Regions from separate parts of the Homo sapiens genome. Here region 1 is linked to region 2. Evidence: chromatin loops called from intact Hi-C (ENCODE). Cell type or tissue: PC-9. All regions are shown on one strand. Each heading gives the region's core, and the rest is flanking DNA. Links, peaks and the distances in the headings are about the cores only. Region 1 overlaps SPDYA (speedy/RINGO cell cycle regulator family member A). Region 2 overlaps WDR43 (WD repeat domain 43).

Region 1 (5,392 bases), core at 310-5,309, 110 kb after region 2:
AGGCCGAAGCAGGTGTATCATGAGGTCAGGAGATCAAGACCATCCTGGCTAACACAGTGAAACCCCATCTCTACTAAAAATACAAAAAAAAATTAGCCGGGCGTGGTGGCATGCGCCTGTAGTTCCAGCTATTCAGGAGGCTGAGGCAGGAGAATTGCTTGAACCTGGGAGGTGGAGGTTGCAGCAAGCTGAGATAATGCCACTGCACTCCAGCCTGGGCAACAGAGAGAGACTCTGTCACAAAAAAAAAAAGAAAGAAAGAAAAGAAAAAGAAAAAAGAAATCAGTTTCTTCTAGTCCTGTTTTTTTTTTTTGTTTTTTTTTTTTTCTCCTGACAGCATCTTGCTCTGTTGCCCAGGCTGGAGTATAGTGGTGATCATAGCTCACTGCAGCCTTGAACTCCTGGGCTCAAGTGATCCTCTTCATCTCAGCCTCCCAAGTAGCTGGCACTACAGGCACATGCCACCATGCCTGGCTAATTTTTTTATTTTTATTTGTGTAGAGACTTACTATGTTGTCCAGGCTGGTCTTGGACTTCCAGCCTGAAGCAATCCTTCCGCCCCAGCCTCCCAAAGTGCTGGGATTACAGGCGTAAGCCACTGTACCCAGCCTAGTCCTATTTCTTTAATAACTCTTTGATTCTGAATTAAATACACTTTGAGTAAAAACTTTACCTTCAGTGCTGACAGCTATTGTGGTATTCAACTTAAATATTTTTTATATGTGTTCTCTAGGTAAACACTTAAAATTATATTCATATGGCTGGGCGCGGTGGCTCACGCCTGTAATCCTAGCACTTTGGGAGGCTGAGGCAGGCGGATCACTTGAGGTCAGGAGTTCGAGACCAGCCTGGCCAACGTGGTAAAACCTCATCTCTACTAAAAACACAAAAAATTAGTTGGGCGTGGTGGTGGGAGCCTGTAATCCCAGCTACTTGGGAAGCTGAGGCAGGAGAATTGCTTGAACCCGGGAGGCAGAGGTTGCAGTGAGCCAAGATCACGCCACTGCACTCCAGCCTGGGTGACAGAGTGAGACTCCATCTCAAAAAAAAAAAAAAATTTTATATATATATATATATATATATATATATATATATATATATATTCATGCATTCCCAACTACAGCATTATATCCAGCTATAGGGTAGAAAAGGAAATATACTCTTTTTTTTTTTTTCTTTCCTGAGACGGAGTCTTGCTCTGTCTCCCAGGCTGGAGTGCAGTGGTGTGATTTCGGCTCACTGCAACCTCCACCTCCCGGGTTCAAGCGATTCTCCTGCCTCAGCCTACCGAGTAGCTGGGATTATAGGTGCCCACCACCACGCCCAGCTAACTTGTGTATTTTTAGTAGAGACAGGCTTTCAACCATGTTGGCCAGGCTGGTATCGAACTCCTGACCTCAGATGATCCACCCGCCTCGGCCTCCCAAAGTGTTGGGATTACAGGCGTGAGCCACCGTGCCTGGCCAGAAACATATTCTTAAATAATGCAAATTCCAAATGTATTCTGACCTATAGATTGGAAAACCATTTCACAGATCACAATGAATATAAACTAAAGTCAGTGGAAGAACTGGAAAACAACTGTATTCCTTTGTCACAGCTCAGTGTGTTTAGTAAAAGAGCCAGTGAATACCAATGGTATCAAATACGAATAATGACTATGTTATAGATATAGGTCCACAAAGACTATGTTTAGAGCATTTTCCACAAGTTGTTCAATGTAAAAGGGCAATGATGATGGTGATTTTTACTATATATTAATTGAAAATTTCAGAGAATATTCTGGTTTTAAAAAATATCTAAGTCACAAAGAGGAGAATTTGGGATAATTTATATGGAAGCATTCTGAAAAATGTAAAACATGCAATACAAATTGAAGAGGAATACTCCAAGAAATCTTGGCCAGGCGCAGTGGCTCACACCTGTAATCCCAGCACCTTGGAAGGCCGAGGCGGGCAGATCACGAGGTCAGGAGATCAAGACCATCCTGGCCAACATGGTGAAACCCCGTCTCTACTAAAAATACAAAAATTAGCTGAGCGTGGTGGCACGTGGCTGTAATCTCAGCTACTTGGGAGGCTGAGGCAGGATAATCACTTGAACCAGGGAGTCAGAGGTTGCAGTGAGTCAGGATTGTGCCACTGCACTCCAGCCTGGCAACACAGCGAGATTCCTTCTCAAAAATAAATAAATAAATAAAAAAGGAAATCTTAGGCATATAGCATGATAAGTGAAAAAAACATAAAAATATCCTATTAAAGTAAAAAACATACAGCATTTATACAGGAAGGCCTATTCAAAGATATACATAAGGTTTTAAATAGCCTCTGTTTTAAATAAGGTGTAATGTATATAATAGATAACACAACAATCACTTAGTAGAAAGTATACTTACAGAGCAATAAAGAAATTTATCCTGGTATGCTCACTTATAGTAAATTTAGCCCTCTTGAAATAAACAAAGGTCATAGCCAAAAGATACTATAAGGAAAAAAGTTAAAAATTAATATTAATGTTTTGCTTTCATAAATAAAACTGCTTTAAAATAGTTAACTTTAAAATTTTCTGATGAATAAGCTAAAACAATAAAGTGTTACTTATTATAGAATTGTGTACTTAATTTTTGGATTCCTGTAATCCACCATGTGAACAGTGAAAAGTAATTCTTGACTATTTATTATATCATTATAAACTAGAATGGACTCCTAAATTTTATTATTGCCAATAGTTTGAGCTAAAATCCCACTTTTATCTAATTTAAATTTCAAACCTATACAGAAACTGAAATAACAGCAAAATGAACAGCCATGCATCCTCACTTAGATGCACCAAATTTGCCATGTTTGCTATCTCTATTTGTGTGTATGTATGTGTATATATAATTTTTCTAAACCCTTTTAGTTACAGACATCCATACTCACTTTTTAAAATAACTTTTTAAAATGATTTCCAAATGACTTCAGAAATTAGAATAACATGGCTGTATTTTCATGGGGAGAATGTGTTTTAAATGTATTATTAGAAAGATACATCTCTAGCCTGATTATTAGCACATATGCCAGGTTCTGTCTGTTCAAATTAAAAACAAGTTATAATAATGTATCAGATTATCTCTCGTAAGACATTTATTCATCCTATTGTAACAGGATTTGCCACAAAGGTGATACCAAGTTTTCACAGTAACTTCCAGTAAAGTACTCTTGAGATCGTGTTAAGACAGTACTCCAGGTAGTTACTTTTCCAACACTGCCCCCTTCTGCACAACAACTTTACTGCACCTTAAAACCATAAAGTTTAAAACTTCCTGACGGGCGCAGTGGCTCACACCTGTAATCCCAGCACTTTGGGAGGTCGAGGCGGGTGGATCACAAGGTCAGGAGTTCAAGACCAGGCTGGCCAATATGGTAAAACCCCCATCTCTACTAAAAATACAGAAAAATTAGCCGGGCGTGGTGGCACATGCCTGTAATCCCAGACATTTGGGAGGCTGAGGCAGGAGAATTGCTTGAACCCGGGAGGCGGAGGTTGCAGTGAGCTGAGATCACGCCACTGCACTCCAGCCTGGATGACAGAGTGAGACTCCATCTCAAAAAAAAAAAAAAAAAAAAGAAAAAGAAAAAAAAAAAATCACATCATAACTCCACATGAATTGTATATTTGATATTACAGCATTACTGTTAATTTTAAAAGTTCTATGACATTGTAATTGTTTTAAAACAGCTCTTAACTTTTAGTGATATATTGTGAAATATTTATGGATAAAATGTTAGGATGTCTGGGATCAGCTTCAAAATAATCGTTTTTGGTGAGAGGCATTAGAAGAAACAAGAACAGCCACAGTTGATCTATTGTAGCTAGATGAGATGCATATGGAGGCTCTTTGTTCTATTCTATTTACTTCAAATTGTGTATGTTTTAAATTTTCCAAAATGAAATTTAAAAAATTTTATAAACCTTCTTCTAGTGTATCCCTGTCATCTTAAGCTTAAATAAAAATCTTCACCCCAGTACTTTGTATTTAATCACAAGCTAACCTTCCACTCATTCCCTTTACTGTTGGCTAGTAGTGATGTAAAGTCACGCTTAATTTTCAAATATGACTGCTTGGTACAAAATGGCATTTACAAAGCTGAAAATTCTTAGCACGAGAAATATTTTTCTAAAAGAAAAAAATTGAAAAATACAAAGCTGAAATTTTATTTTATTATTATTATTTTTTTGAGACAGAGTCTCGATCTGTCGCCCAGGCTGGAGTGCAGTGGCTCGGTCTCGGCTCACTGCAACCTCTGCCTTCTGGGATCAAGCAATTCTCCTGTCTCAGCCTCCCGAGTAGCTGGGACTATGGGTGCGCACCACCACACCTGGCTAATTTTTGTATTTTTAGTAGAGACAGGGTTTCTCCATGTTGGCCAGGCTGGTCTTGAACTCCTGACTTCAGGTGATCTGCCCGCCTCAGCATCCCAAGCGCTAGGATCACAGGTATGAGCGACAAAGCTGAAATTTTAACCATTCAACAAAATCTAAAGAATATAGAAACATCGCTGCTCCCAGTGTGTAAGTCAGACATTCTTTTATGAAACACTGATTCCTAAACAACATGTTAAACTAATTTTACCCTACAAATTACTGAGATTTGTTTTCTCTGACTTACAAAATACTAAAATGCAGACTACCTTAGTAAAGTAAATCTCAGAATATTTTTTCTCCACAGCCTGATAAAAGGTAATAACTGATCAAAATGTATTAAGTCTATACTGATTTTCTGTTTGTGGTTCTTTGGTTTTTGTTCGTTTTTGAGACAGGGTCTGGCTCTGTCACCCAGGCTGGAGTGCAGTGGTGGTACCACAGCTCACTGCAGCCTTGATCTCCCTGGCTCAAGCAATCCTCCTGCCTCAGGATAAAATATATATATATATATATATATATATATATATATATATATATATATATATATATTTTTTTTTTTTTTTTTTTTTTTTTTTTTTAAGAGACCAGGTCTCCCTATGTTGCCAAGGCTGGTCTTGGAACTCCTGGGCTTAAGTGATCCTCTCGCCTTGGCCTTCCACAGTGTTGGGATTACAGGCATGAGCTGCCACACCTGTTTTGATTTCTGTTTTCAATCAAATACAAATTTAAGGTCATTTAAATGTAATCAATAATATTCTACAATTCCTTAAGTATAGACTGAATCTATGCTATATGCTAATTCCAGAAATTCATGTGTAAAGCTTCTGCTTTGAAGGAGCAGTGCAGGCTAGCTCTTATTTTTTTAATTTTTAAATTTAATTAATTTGTTTAGAGACAGAGTCTTGCTCTATTGTCCAAGCTGGAATGCAGTGGCACAATTGATCAAAGCTCACTGTATCCTCCAACTTCTGGGTTCAAGTGATCC
Region 2 (5,392 bases), core at 288-5,287:
GAGGTTCGGCAGGTACTATAAGCAGCAGTTTTACGATATCAACACTAAGTTATTAAATAAGACTAATCATTTAAATGACCTGCTAATAAAGCTAAAGTATCAATTTAGGAGTTTTGCAAAAGAAAACTATAATAAAACGCTAAGAATAAGAATCATTCAACTTAAAATAAGGGAGGTGGCGAGGGGTTAATATTTGACACTGAAAGAGTTTTATTAGTTAGAAATCAGAACCACCTAATATTTAATTTCATGCTGTCAGACAACACTGTTTTTAAGTCACCTGTTTAATCTTACCTATTAGGATGTCCTTGTAACCTCTTTGTAAGCTAAGGGAGAGAAAAACACTATTAACAACAGCACTTCAGAGGCAACCAATGCTGTCAATTCCTATGATACAATGACAATATTGAGAAATTATTATTCTAATAAGTAGTCTATTTTAAACCGCATAATACAGTCTATGAATACATTCCCATAATCAGAGTAATTAGCTGATAAAAGTCTAGGATAGGACTTATATGAAGGAATGTCCAGAACCGGCAAAATCCACAGACAGAAAATAGCTTAGTGATTGCCAGCCAACTGGGGAGAAGGAAGAATGGAGAGTGACTGCTAATAGATAAAGGATTTCTTTTTGGGGTGACAACTGCACAACTTGCAAACATACTGAAAAACACTAAAATGTATACTTTAAAAGAGTTAAATTTTATGCTACGTGAATTGTATCTCGATTTTTAAAATACAAAGAAAAAAATCAAGGTTAGGCAAATTTTTATAGTAGGCAGTATTACAAAAACACATGACCACCCTTTTCTATACAAGACACTGCTTTTTTAAGTACAGAGTTTTCCCTTACCAATAATGGTACACCAGCCCACACTGTTAATACCGTAACTATACTTGCAAAATACTTCAGCAGCATGTTAGATAAATGGAATCCAGGTATAATTTCTAATTACAAAGAATACACTCTATTTTTAGGCCTAATTTTTAAAAATTTATACCCACTCTTGTAGGGCAAGTTTCAGTGAAATTATATATACTTTTTTTTTTTAAGATGGGGTCTTGCTATGTTGCCTAGGCTAGAGTATAGTGGCTATTTAAATGTGCAATCATAGCGCATTACAGTCTTAAACTCCTGGGCTCAAGCAGTCCTCCCACCTCCAATTCCATACTGCCAGTCACAGAGATTAACAACCAAACTGTGATTAAGAAAATCAATACATATAAAAATGGTTTCGGTGTTAGGTTAAGGTACCTCACAGGACATACTGGGAAAAACCAAAATGAGAATTTGGGAGCTTTATGTTTGGGGTGTTTACAACAATTATTCCCATGTAGATGATATCCTGTACATACAGCATTCTGTGCCACAAGTTCCAAGTGCCTCCAGGTAAACAGACACACAATAGCCATTAGCAGAATAAAGGTAAAACTGCCAATGACATTTCCTTTCATTGCCCCAGGAATTAATTTCACTTTTTTTTTTTTTTTTTTTTTGTCTAAAGTACTTTCCTCCATCCATTACTCACTCTAAATGCCATGTGTCCTTACGTATTACAAATCCATTTCTCTAACTACTGAATTTTCCATTTAACTCATGGCATTAGGATGCTGAAATGAAAAAAGCAGTCAGTTACCTCTTGTAACAACGGAATAATAGTATGCAGGGGCATCCTTAATACAGTCTTCTTTATAAGGTTTACATTCCTAGTTTGAAGTACTTTCTGTGAGAAAATAAAAGGATTATTAAGATGAGCATACTGACAAACCAAGGACATCACAGAAAAAAAAAAGTCTGTAAAAATGAATCCTTTAAATCATTTAAGACCAAGGCAATAAACTACAAACTGAATTTAGCAAAAATAAAGGTTGGAGGGACTGAATGGAGTATGTTATATTACGTCTTGTGCTTAACAGACAAGCACAGTCTTTGGGTATCAGTAAATTTACTTCATTACTGAAGTAATTTTACTTCTTTGTGTTTTATTAAAACATCTCTAGACGTTTGAATACAGACATATGCCACTTTAAAGATGTTCCCAAACCTCCATTTTATGAAATTTGGGCTGTATCCACCCTAGAGTGAGCAAAACAGTAAAATTACTTAGAAAGCAAGAAATCCTTTTAAAGTAGGTGTCAAAATTTTGGTAAAATTTTATGCCAATCAAAAGATGACATAATGAGAGCTTGAATCAAAACCCTTTAAGCGTACATCTATGGTGGAGACCCAGTCTCCACACTGGGTTACAGCAAAGGACACAGAGCAGATCAGTTCCGGTCCTGCCCCTTAGAAGCACACCTTCTGGCACAGGTTGTTCAACTTCTTCAAGCCCCACATGCTTTACAGAAGTAGAAGGTGAAAATTAGGGTCCTTTTGAAAGGGTTTAGTTCCAGAGAGTCTTTCTAATGGTGTATGTATTTGTTGGTGATGGTTGTTGCTATAAATATGCTCAGAATAGAAACAGCAGTGGCACCAAAAGGCAAAAATAGAGGAAGTTAGTTTCCAACCTATTAATGTATTTATTTGAAACAGGGGCCTCATTCTGCTGTCTGGGCTGGAGTGCACTGACATGATCACAGCTCACTGCAGCTTTGACCTCCTGGTCTCAGTAATTAGTAATGATTTTCTAATTTAAAATCAGCAAATAAAAATACGTTATCCCAAACTAAGTGAAATGATAATAAACAGAGGAGTCAGCCTCATTAATTTCCATCAAGGATGTATGTAAAGAAACAAACCTATAAGCCATAGTTATAACTACTAAGAAGGTGGTGTTGAAGACAAGATTTTTCTTTTACAACTTTACTGCAGTACAAATGAAGCGTAATAAACACCATATATTTAAAGTGTACTGCTTGATCAGTTTGACATACTCTTTACCCATGAAACAAATACTATGATATGATAAAAATAAACACTGTATCACCCTCGGGTCTCCTTGGGTCCCTTTAAATGTATCCCTCCTTCCACCCCGATTCCCAGGCAGCTACTGAACTATGTATTGGTCTGCTTTTCCAGAATTTTTATATAAATAGGAATTTATATTACTTTTTGCTTGGCTTCTTTCTCACAGCCTTAGTTTGAGATTCATGAATACTACTGGTCTATTAATAACACATTACTTATATTGCTAGATGAACAATTTGTTTCTCCATTCACCTGTTAAAGGACATATGTGTTCTTTCCAGTTTAGGGCCATTACAAAGAACATTCATGAGGAAGTCTTTGTATGAACGTATGTGTGTTATTCTCCTGGTAAATATCTAGCAGCAGAATGGCTCCATCATATGTGGATACATCCTCAATTTTTAATAAACTAATTGTTTTCCAAAGTAGTTATACCATTTACATTCCCACCAGTAACATACTTGAATTTCAGCTGCTCTACATCCTCACCAACAGATGGTATTATTGTCTGTCTTTCGCATTTTTATCAACCTATAAGGGGTGTGTGCAAGCTTTATTTCACTGTGGTTTTAATTTGCCTTTCTGTGATAATTAATAATGCATAATACCTTTACATGTGCTTACTGGCCATTTGAATTCTATTGTGAAGTGTCTATTCAAACCTTTACCAACTGCTTTAAAGTCCAGATACAAATCCTTTGTCTAACATGAGTTGCTAATATTTTGTTCCCAGCCCTCAGCTTGTTTTGTTATACTCCTAACACTGTTTTTCCAAGAACAGAAGTTTCTAATTTTGATAAGGTTCAAATGACCAATTTTTTCTTTAACATTTCATGCATTGTATGCTATATCTAAGAAATCTTTCCCCACTCTTGTTCACAAAGATGTTCTCCTGTTTTTTCCCAGAAGTTTTGTAGTTTTAGGTTTTACAGTCAAGTCTATGGTCTATTTTGCATTGATTTTTGTGTAAGGTGAGATAAAACTGAGATCCATTTTTTTCCAATTGCATGTGGTTTATTTCTGGACTCTGTTTTGGCCCCTTAATCTATATTTATTTTTTCACCAATATCAAACTATCTTGACTACTATAGCTTTATTTTGAAATCAACTGGGTGATTCCTCCAACTTGCTCTTTATTTTACCATTTCTTTGGTTATTCCATGTCCTTTGCATTTCCACATAAATTTTAGGATAGGTTTGTCAATTTCTACGAAGGTGGCTGACAAGGACTGCTGGAATTTTAATTGAGAATGGATTAAATATATAGATTATTTGGGGAGAATTCTTGACCCCAAAATACAGAATATTCTAACCCATGAACAGGGCTTAGATCTCTATTTACTTAGGTCTTCATTAACTTCTCTCAACTGTTATAATTTTCAGTGTAGAGACAGTTACCTGTTTTAGATATACCCTAGGTATTTTTTGGTACTACTATAAATGGAACTGTTAAAAAATATTTAACTTAAATGCTTTTTAAAATATTTAAAAATATCCCCTATGGATGCCATGAATTACATAAATACGCTTCTCTTTTTGCATAAGCTACACACTAATTCATTGAGTTACATTTCCACCTTCCAAATGCCATTAATGTTAATGTCAGGTTTTCTATGACAGACAGTATTAACCTCTTGGAAGGTGCCATGTTGTATCCCTGTCACTGCTCACATTCTTCTTTTGTTCCTATTTTTAATATCCTCATAACTATGTATCCTCATAAGGCAGCTTTTGGGAAGGGGGAAAACGTTTTTAGAAAGAAAAATGTTACTAACCTCTTTCTTTTTAGAGTACAGAATATATAAATGCATAATCTCCTAGGTAATACATTATAAGAACATCCATTCTTTTCTTTTTTAAAAAAGGGTTTACTTGGCTGGGAACGGTGGCTCACGCCTGTAATCCCAGCATTCTGGGAGGCCAAGAGGGGCAGGTGACCGGAGATCAGGAGTCTGAGACCATCCTGGCAAACGCAGTGAAGTCCTGTCTCTACTAAAAATACAAAATTAGCTGGGTGTGGTGGCACATAACCATAATCTCAGCTACTTAGGAGGCTGAGGCAGGAGAATCGCTTGAACCTGGGAGGCAGAGGTTGCAGTGAGCTGAGACCGCACCACTGCACACCAGCCTGGGCGACAATCGATCAATCAATCAATAGAATAAAAATTTTCTGAAAGGGCTATTCTATGCCAGCACTTTGTGAGGCTGAGGCAGGAGGATTACTTGAGAACAAGACTTTGAAACCAATGTGAGCAACACAGCAGACCCTGTCTCTACCAAAAAAATTTTAAAAATTAGCTGGCTATGGTGATGCGTGCCTGCAGTCCCAGATACTCAGGAGGCTGAGGTGGCAGGATCACTTGAGCCCAGGAGTTCATGCAGTGAGCTACAATTGCAACACTGCTCTTCCAGCCTGGGTGACAGAGTGAGACCCTGTCTCATTTAAAAAAAAAAAAAAAAAAGGGCGGGGGGAAGGGCATG

The links. A loop is a pair of places that touch in the nucleus more often than their neighbours do. Peaks named below come from ENCODE experiments on the same cell type or tissue, not always from the same donor. Only the 100,000 strongest peaks of a DNase experiment are listed, where the experiment ranks them.
Region 1: a loop joins it to region 2, with 3 times the contacts of the local background. A loop is called at or near these places in 7 of 110 quality-filtered maps.

What each region holds. Positions count from the first base shown.
Region 1 is chr2:28,819,414-28,824,805 of GRCh38, reverse strand. It overlaps SPDYA (speedy/RINGO cell cycle regulator family member A), which reads right to left. Exons shown (of 8, transcript NM_182756.4): 5 at 2,396-2,481. Among named protein-coding and RNA genes, the nearest start is that of SPDYA, 11 kb to the right of the region's middle. In PC-9, for the core only: CTCF peaks have their summits at 3,074 and 3,273 (motif pointing left); a DNase peak (open chromatin) is centred at 3,255; H3K27ac peaks cover 386 bases.
Region 2 is chr2:28,931,856-28,937,247 of GRCh38, reverse strand. WDR43 (WD repeat domain 43) reads right to left here. Exons shown (of 18, transcript NM_015131.3): 12 at 1,641-1,727; 13 at 295-326. Among named protein-coding and RNA genes, the nearest start is that of SNORD53B, 6.6 kb to the right of the region's middle. In PC-9, for the core only: no CTCF peak of the experiment used is centred there; no DNase peak of the experiment used is centred there.